Regions from separate parts of the Homo sapiens genome. Here region 1 is linked to region 2. Evidence: chromatin loops called from intact Hi-C (ENCODE). Cell type or tissue: IMR-90. All regions are shown on one strand. Each heading gives the region's core, and the rest is flanking DNA. Links, peaks and the distances in the headings are about the cores only.

What was found. Peaks named below come from ENCODE experiments on the same cell type or tissue, not always from the same donor. Only the 100,000 strongest peaks of a DNase experiment are listed, where the experiment ranks them.
Region 1: it touches region 2 in a loop (2.0-fold over the local background); 2 of 110 quality-filtered maps call a loop at or near these places.

The regions. Positions count from the first base shown.
Region 1 is chr6:18,240,239-18,244,642 of GRCh38, forward strand. The region is part of intron 7 of DEK (DEK proto-oncogene); the gene reads right to left. Among named protein-coding and RNA genes, the nearest start is that of DEK, 22 kb to the right of the region's middle. RefSeq lists an enhancer at 2,200-2,494. In IMR-90, for the core only: no CTCF peak of the experiment used is centred there; a DNase peak (open chromatin) is centred at 2,363; H3K27ac peaks cover 399 bases.
Region 2 is chr6:17,850,277-17,854,680 of GRCh38, forward strand. KIF13A (kinesin family member 13A) reads right to left here. Exons shown (of 39, transcript NM_022113.6): 7 at 1,679-1,766; 8 at 47-181. It overlaps LOC105374953 (a long non-coding RNA gene), which reads left to right and starts at 158. Exons shown (of 3, transcript XR_001744007.2): 1 at 158-245; 2 at 699-788; 3 at 2,755-3,263. In IMR-90, for the core only: no CTCF peak of the experiment used is centred there; a DNase peak (open chromatin) is centred at 1,835; H3K27ac peaks cover 389 bases.

The DNA.
Region 1 (4,404 bases), core at 331-4,330, 390 kb after region 2:
CCACATCTTTCTACATTTCATATCTGCTGTAAAGGATAATGTTCTACAGTTTTTCTAAACGGACAACCAGGCCTGTCATCTATTAAAATTTCTAAAAGACTGCAAATATACTGCACAAGCACTAAAGAAAAATATACGACATAATAGTTCAAAGAGTACAGGCTCTAGCAGCAAGCTGCCTGGTTTCAAATTCCAGCCCCAGTACATCTCTGGGCCCTTGTCTCATTTACAAAACAAAAGAAACAATAGTTCCTATGGTTTTATGGGGAGTAGATACATTAACAGATGAAAAGTATTTTTGGTAGTACCTGGCAAATAGTAAACACTAAATATTAACTATTATTACTGAGTGCTTCCTTTTGCAGAATGAGAAATTCTTTGATTATGCAAATATAATTTCCTCCAATAACTTAAACTTTCTAAGTGTTTTCAAAAAGCAGGGTGCAGTGGCTCAATCCTGTAATCCCAACACTTTAGGAGGCTGAGATGGGAGGATCACTTGAGGCCAGAGGTTCAAGACCAGCCTGGGCAAAATCAGAAGACCCTATCTCTAAAAAACTAATTTTCTTTTTTTTAAAAGCAGGGCAGATACACAGACTGGAAATTATAAACACAGTGAGACAAACTCAATAACAACTGTATTAACTAGCCATGATATATCGCACTTACTTCACTACATTATAGTAGATACGACATGGCCCGCAAACATCTATAGTAATACGTCATGTCATTTATACAGAATTTCATTTATCTTTAGCAACCAGCTGTAAATTCTTCTGTGACAAAGTTAAGGTAGGAATTTGGTAAAGTCTCTTTTTTAGATTAATGCTGAGTTAAGAAATCATGAAAGCTGAACAGTAAAACTACTAATGAATTTGTATCTTGTGCTTTAGTCCTGCAGGTTTTCATCACTTCGGCTGCCCTGAAGGTTATTAGGTATAGGAGGAATAGGTCTCTGGAAAATGGGGGCATCTCAAAGGACATACCTTGGTATTAGGACACAATGGACAATTTTTGTCTGTCAAGGTAAATATGGGTAACCAGAATTTGGAGGTAACAGAAAAAAACACAGGGAGAGCTGACAAGGCAAGTTAAACAATGTCCCCTTTAATTTTACATGAACTTTCAAATCTTCATTACTTTCATTCCTCCCCTGTACTTAGGAAAACCCCACTCATGATTCTAAACCTAGCTTAACAATTACCTCCTCTAAATCTTTCACAATACCATCAATTTGATTAATCCATACTCTCAAAGTACTTGGCCTGCAATTCATTATCCCTACTTTATGGAAGGTATTGTGAAGCTGTAAGAACAAGGGTGTTACAGCCAAACATCCTGATTCCTGAGCACCTGTATATGTTTTTGAAGCTCCAGAGGTGACTCATCTAGCTATACCACATAAAATGAAAAGCACATTTATGGACTAGATTTGTCACCAAGACTTTTCTTTGAAGTGCCAGATAGTAAATATTTTCAGCTTTCCCGGCTACATATAATCTTTGTTGCATATTCATTTTTTTAAACAATCATTTAAAAATGGAAAAACCATTCTGAGCTTGAGGGCTGTATAAAAACAGGCTGTAGGCTGGACTTGGCATACAGGCTACACTGCCTGCTGATTCCTAGATTTTGAATTATTGGAGCTATATACAGTAAAGGCAGGAACCAGACAAAGCAATCAACAGGACAATTCCTCCAATTATCAAGTTTTTAATAGCTTTTAGTTTTAAGTTCTGATAAGCACAAGTGGATTTATACTCATTAACTTTCTTAAAGCTATTGCTTAAAATCAAATTTTGATCTAAATCAGGAATTCTAGAGAGAACTCTGAAGATAGAAGTACATAAACAAGAAGCTTTAGAAAGAATAGGAAGCCATGCACGGTGGCTCAACCCCGTAATCCCAGCACTTTGGGAGGCCAGGAGTTCGAGACCAGCCTGGCAACATCGTGAAACCCCGTCTCTACAAAAAATTAGTCAGGCGTGGTGGCATGCACCTGTGGACCCAGCTACTAGGGTGGCTGTGCCACGAGAATTGCTGAACCTGGGAGGTGGAGGTGGCAGTGAGTATCGATCGTGCCACTGTACCCCAGCCTGGGCAACAAAGCAAGACTCTGTCTCAAAAAAGAAGAAAGAATAATACGGCAGTCTCCCTTTATCTATGGTTTCTCTTTCTGCATGTGGTTTCAACTACCTGTTGTCAACCATAGTCTGAAAATATTAAATGGAAAATTCCAGAAGTAAACAACTCATAAATTTAAAATTGCATGCTGTTCTGAGTAGTGTGATGAAATCTCATGTCATCCTGCTCACTCCTGCCCGGGATGTGAATCATCCCTTTGTCCAGCATATCCACACTGTAGATGCTCCCAGAACCTTGGCCCATTAGTCACTAGCAGCCATCTTGGTTATCCTATCAACTGTTGCAGTATCATTGTGCTTGTGCCCAAGTACCCTTATGTGACTTAATAATGGCCCCAAAGCCCAGAAGTAGTAATGTTGGCAATTCAAACATGCCAAAGAGAAGCCATAAAGTGGGTTCTTTTAAGTGAAAGCTCTTTACTCAAGGAAAGAAAAAAATCATATGTTGAGGTTTCTAAGATCTATAGTAAGAACAAATCTTCTATATGTGAAATTGTGAAGGGAAAAGAACTTTGTGCTGGCTCTGCTGTCAAACCTCAAACTGCGAAAGTTATGGCCACAGTGCAGGATAAGTGCTTAGTTATGATGAAAAAGGCATAATTTGAGGGTGGGAAACGTGAACAGAAACATGTCCCAAATGACAGCAATCGGGCTTGGCATGATCTGCAGTTTCAGGCATACACTGGGGGTCTTGAAATGTACTCCGTTCAGGTAAGAGGTGACTACTGTGAAGAGAAAGCACTAAAAAAGGTTTCTTATATATTTATTATAACCTCAAATACAAAAATGAGGAGACATACCTCACCTCTCATGGAGTCAAGACTAAATGAGATGCAAGATGTGAAAGCACATGGTATATACACTTTGAATAGTTTCTTCCTTGCAGTTGCTAATAAATGCTTACTGAGTGGTACTTCCTGGAAGACCAGAGGACGTGTCTCATTTTTTTTTTCTCCCACTTAGTAAAATGCTCAGGTATAGAATAAGATAATCATTTTGAATGAGTGAGAATAATGAACCTACCACCAAACATATTAGTCACACAACAATGCCCAGCTTCATGGGTTCTCTATAGCATGGGTTCAACCTACATTACCTTAGTTTCATCTCTCATTGCTCTACTTCTGGGCACACAACTCTAACCACGAGTTAGTCAAAGGCACCCTGCCTTCCCTGTTCCTTATCTTTGTTCACACGTACAACTTTCCTCTCCATTCCCAAGGTCAACTTGAATTGGTAGTACTTCCACTTCTACCCAAAGCCTTTCCTCAAGAGGCATGAAGATTTTCCTTCTTTAGAAATCCTATAATGCTAAGTATCAAATGGCATTTGCTTGGAAAATATCTTCTGTAACCCTAACAGCATTTAGCATACTCCCAATTCACTGACTTGAGCAATCAAAAAGTGGTTACCTCAGAAATCAAAAGCCAGTGGGCAACAGAGCAAGAACCTCTCTCTACAAAAAATTTAAAAATTGCTAGCCACTTGGTGGCAGGATCACTTGAACCCTGGAGTTCAAGGCTGCAGTGAGCCATGATCTCACCACTGTACTCCAGCCTGGGCAACAGAGTAAGACGTACGACTCTGTCTCAAAAATAAGTGAAGTACTGACCCCCATTTTAAGTCTCTTTCAAAATATCTTGAAAACTTTAGTGATTATAATAAAAATTATATGGCATTGAGGAAATAATGTTGAAAATACTCACAATGGTTAACATCTTGTTATTTAACCTAAGTGGAGACAAGACTGAGTCTTTTAACAAAATGGGGGGAAAATTAGGTTAAGTTTTTTTAAAAAAAGAATAAAGAAAAAGCTGATTTCCAAATTGTCATGAGATTTAAAGATTCGAGTTTGCTACTTCTCTATATGCTGAGTGGTTCAATCAGGACCATCAACTATTTCAGATGTTCTAAAGGGGAACAAATAAAAATGAACAGCTGCCATTAATGTCAGATAGTACAATGTACTATAACCTAAATTTTTAAAGGATCAGTAATACAGAAGTTTCAAAAACGTGAAGGGGATTCTCCCTGTCTCTGATAACCATGAAGGTACAGAATCAGAGGAATGACATAAGCACTTTTTGAAGGAAGGCAAAAAAAATCTTGGGAAAGCAAGGCTTACCTATGATTTATAGGCAGCAGGGCTCTTGAAGGAGGGTCTCCAAAAAAGACGCCTGTCACAGAGCCAGAATTCTGTCCTCACAGCAGAAAGGTTGTACTGGGTGAACAGATGAACAAAATAAAAATTAGCTTAAAA
Region 2 (4,404 bases), core at 244-4,243:
CAGTTCTTCCACCCCCACTCCAAAAAGGTTCTGCCTAATCCCTTACCCCAGACTGCAGGTCATAAAGTGTCTGTGTGATTATGATGTTGAACACAGCATGGGAGCGGCTGCTTTCTTCGTTCATGTTGGTAGCAGCTACCGTTCGAGACTTATTTCCCTCAGACATCAATGACTCAATATCCTAGGGGCAAAGCATAAGGAAAAGACCATAAGCAAAAACACAAGAATGTAGTCCTGCACACCAGGTATATGTATTAATTATGATTCCTCTGATGCCTTTGTCACCACCCTTCCATAGAAACCTCCCTGCCGCTCCTCCATTGAGCATGGTTTGAGCTTCCACCTCACTCAAGACTTTGTAATGTATGAAATGTTTCCCTAATTCTTTCCATTTCCCAATTGTCTTCTTTCTCAGTTGAGTCCCTATTTTCTCCTTTTTGGGTTCCTGGGATAGCTAATATTTATTGAGCACTCCGATAATCAATAATAGCAGTGACTTGATTTAACTCTTACTCTCCTGTGCTTACCAACCCGCTGATGCCTGCCTGTCTGCCTCCCTCCTCCAATACTGTGGCTCCCTGATGGCAGGGTTTTTTCCTTATTCCACTTTGTACACTTGCTCCTAGAATGCCTAGAGCCTATGGGATCTTATGAAATATTTGCTAAATGAACTTTATTTTCTTGCTTTTACATACAAGGATGCTGAAGTTCGTGGAGGTCAAGCAACTTTCCCCAAATCCAGTAAGAGGTAGAGCTGGGATGCAAATAGAGCACCCTGGCTCCTACTAGTAAGTGACAGGATAACATCAACACTTACCTCAACCACACTGAGCTAAGAACCAGGGACCTCAGTGAAGGAGCTGAGTTAGCACCTTTAGACCAAAAAAGTATCCATTCATTTCAGAATCGAAACCTTTTTAAAATGATCACTGTGCTCTATTTCCGATTAGAGCAATTCTATATATACCTTGATTTAAATGGCTGGAGAGAATCACTGCACAGATTAGTTTTAGCCATACTAAGTCTGGGGTGATAATGGGCCAGCCACATCCCACAAACAGCACAAAGTAAGTGCAGGGATTTGCTTGTTTCTCTGTGCATTCACTCATTCATTCACATCCTTTAGCAACAGAGATAGCAGTTTGTGTTATGAGATTTCCAAAGCAATCACTATAGAAATAGAAGCAGAATCTTGAGTCAGATCTTAACAAGGCATATAAGTCAAAGAGTAAATAAAGTAAAACAGGCCGGTCAATGGCAAGAGGAGTGATTCAGAAAAACAGGAGAGCCAGAAGTGACAGAAACCAAGGCAGGAGACCCTGCCAAAAAGAAAGGGCTGTACTAACTGCCAAATACTGTTTAGAATACCACATGTCTAGAAGGATGTCACTGGCATCATTGGGAGAACAGTTTTAACAGAGTAGTATTAGTGAAAATATGCAGCAACCTGAAAACACTGGGCCTCCCGGCCATACTGTAAAACCTTCACAACAAAGCAGCTTGAAGAGTGTGATTAAAAGCCCTTTTCCTCTCTGTTTGCGGTGTGCTGATACTGGGTTTCTGAGGCCCTGAGTAGTATCATTCTGCTATAAAGCATCCACATAAAATATACTCAGTATCACTTACATACTTTGATTTATAGTCAGCTTTTAATCACATTTTAAAAAAAATGACTTACCTCAAAACTAGTGACAGCTAGTTGAGATAAACCATCTACATATGGTCCCAAAACTTTATGTTCTCGAACTTTAAGAGACTGTCTACTCCTGCGGGAGGGAGGAAAAAGGAATAAATGAATCACACCAAAGCTGGAAGCTTTTCTTTCTCTTTAAGTACACAGTAACTAAGATAACAATTTCAAAAGAATTTTTAAATGACTCCTCCCCCCAACAAATCTAAAAGCTACTTTATTTGGATTAGCAAAACAATGTTTAACATGAGAAATGTGTTTTATGCTCTGATTTCTATTTAAAGTATGTTACTATTTTAAACATTCTATCTCTAGTCACAAACCTTCCTGGGTTAGGCTGTCAGTTATACTTTGGGGAGGATTGGGGGAAAAAGGGAACCAAAAAACATGCCAGATCAAATCAACCTTTCGGCTATTTCATAAATAAGCATATTCTCAGCAGATAATGTCTTAAAATGGTATTTATTTTTTGAGACAGGGTCTCACTCTGTCGCCCAGGCTAGAGTGCAGTAGCATGACCCCGGCTTACTATAGCCTCAACCTCCCGCCCAGGTGATTCTCCTACCTCAGTCACCCACGCAGCTGGGACTACAGGCCCATGCCACTATGCCTGGCTAGTTTTTATATTTTTTGTAGAGATGTGGCTTCACTATTCTGCCCAAGCTGGTCCTGAATTTCTAGGCTCAAGCAATCCTCCAGCCTCAGCCTCCCAAAATGCTGGGATTGCAGATGTGAGCCACCACCGCCCAGTCAAAATTTTTGAATTACTAGTAGACAGTATTAAAACATTTAAACTCTACTTCAAGTCTGCATTGGTTTATGCTACTTCTATGCTTACACTATTTTATACAGAAAGTGAGATTATAGTACAGAGTTTGTTTATAATTACTGACGTTTGTACTATATTTAGAATTGGTTCTGCTAATGAAAATTTTAAAGCTCTTTTGAATTTTTAAATGATAAACCTGGTTTGGAACCCATTTCAACAGTTTATCAAAAGACAATGGAGATTAAAAGCAAAGCTATGTATATACTGACCATATTGTGCACACCATCTTTTTCAGGGCATCACATATTAATCATCTTTCAAATTAAGAGTCATTGCTTAGCATCACCAATATATGGGAAAAAGGAGCTAAGAAGCATCACTGAATGCATCCCAAAGTCCTGGCATTGTTCCCTGAAGCACTTTTCAGTTATGCCGTTTCATTTCATAACATCCCTACAAAGTAGGCTTTACCACCTTTATTTTAAAGACGAAGAATTCAATGTGACAGTGAGCTACTTAGATGCACACGATCCAGTACACAGCTTACTCTGCTTGCCAGAGATTCTATAATGCTATTCAGCAGCAAGAAAAAGCAAACCTAGCATTATACCAAGTGCCTGTGATGGTGTCCAGTATCTGAAATTCTTGTACACTGCTGGTGGGGGTGGAAATTGGTACAACCACTTTGGATAACAGTTTGCGCAATTAAATAAAATTGGAGATTCAGTATTTTGTGACTTACAATTCCACCCCTAGATGTGTTACCTAGAAACTCCTGCACCTACCTATACAGCAGGAAACCTGTATAACAATGCTTTCAGAGCAGCACTCTATTGATAAAAGCAGGAACCACACAAAAGACAGAGAAAGTGATGAATTATTGATGTAACCATGCAATGAAATGCTAAGACAACAGTAAAAATGTATTAGCACTTCATATATAAGAATAAATGAATCACGGTGGGGGGAACAAATCACCAAAGAACACATATATTATGATGTCATACAAAGTTAAAAATTATGCAAAATTATTTGTAAATGCTAAAGAAGAGGAAGAGAATGCTAAACACAAAATTCACAATAGTAGTTACCTTGGGGAGGGGTAGAAAATGGATCCAAGGGGAACGTATAGTGAGCTTCACAATTATTGGTCATGTTCCATTTATTTATTTATTTATTTATTTAATTTTAGCTAGAGTACTTTTGACTAAGTCATGTTCCATTTATTAAGCCAATGTAGGTAGGCAGTTGTTTTTATTACTCTTTATGCCTTACAGGTGTTATAAATGTTATTTTGTATGCATTAAATAGTTAACAGCTTCTTAAGAGTAAATATAAACATTTTCTTTGATTGGGTCACTTCCTTGTCACTCATAATTTTGGTCAAAATGCACCAAAGTGTAACAGTGGTTATTATTATTGAGATGCAGTCTCACTCTACTGCCCAGGCTGGAATGTGGTGGCATGATCTTGGCTCACTGCAACCTCTGTCTCCTGGGTTCAAGCAATTCTCCTGCCTCAGCCACCTGAGTAGCTGGGATTACAGGTGCCCAGCACCACGCCCAGCTAATTTTTCTATTTTAGTAGAGACGGTGTTTCACCATGTTGACCAGGCTGGTCTCGAACTCCTGACCTCAAGTGATCCACCCACCTTGGCCTCCCAAAATGTTGGAATTACAGGCATGAGCCACTACACCTGGCCTTAGTGATTATTTTTGAATGGTGAGATTATAGGTCATTTTTATTTCTTCTTACACCTTACCTATTTTTCAAATTTTCCATAAATAGATACTAGTTTTAAATCAGTATAATTTTTTTTTTTTTTTTTTTTTTTTTTTGAGCTGGAGTCTCCCTCTGTTCCCCAGGCTGGAGTGCAGTGGCGTGATCTCAACTCACTGCAACCTCTGCCTCCTGGGTTCAAGTGATTCTCCTGCAGCCTCTCAAG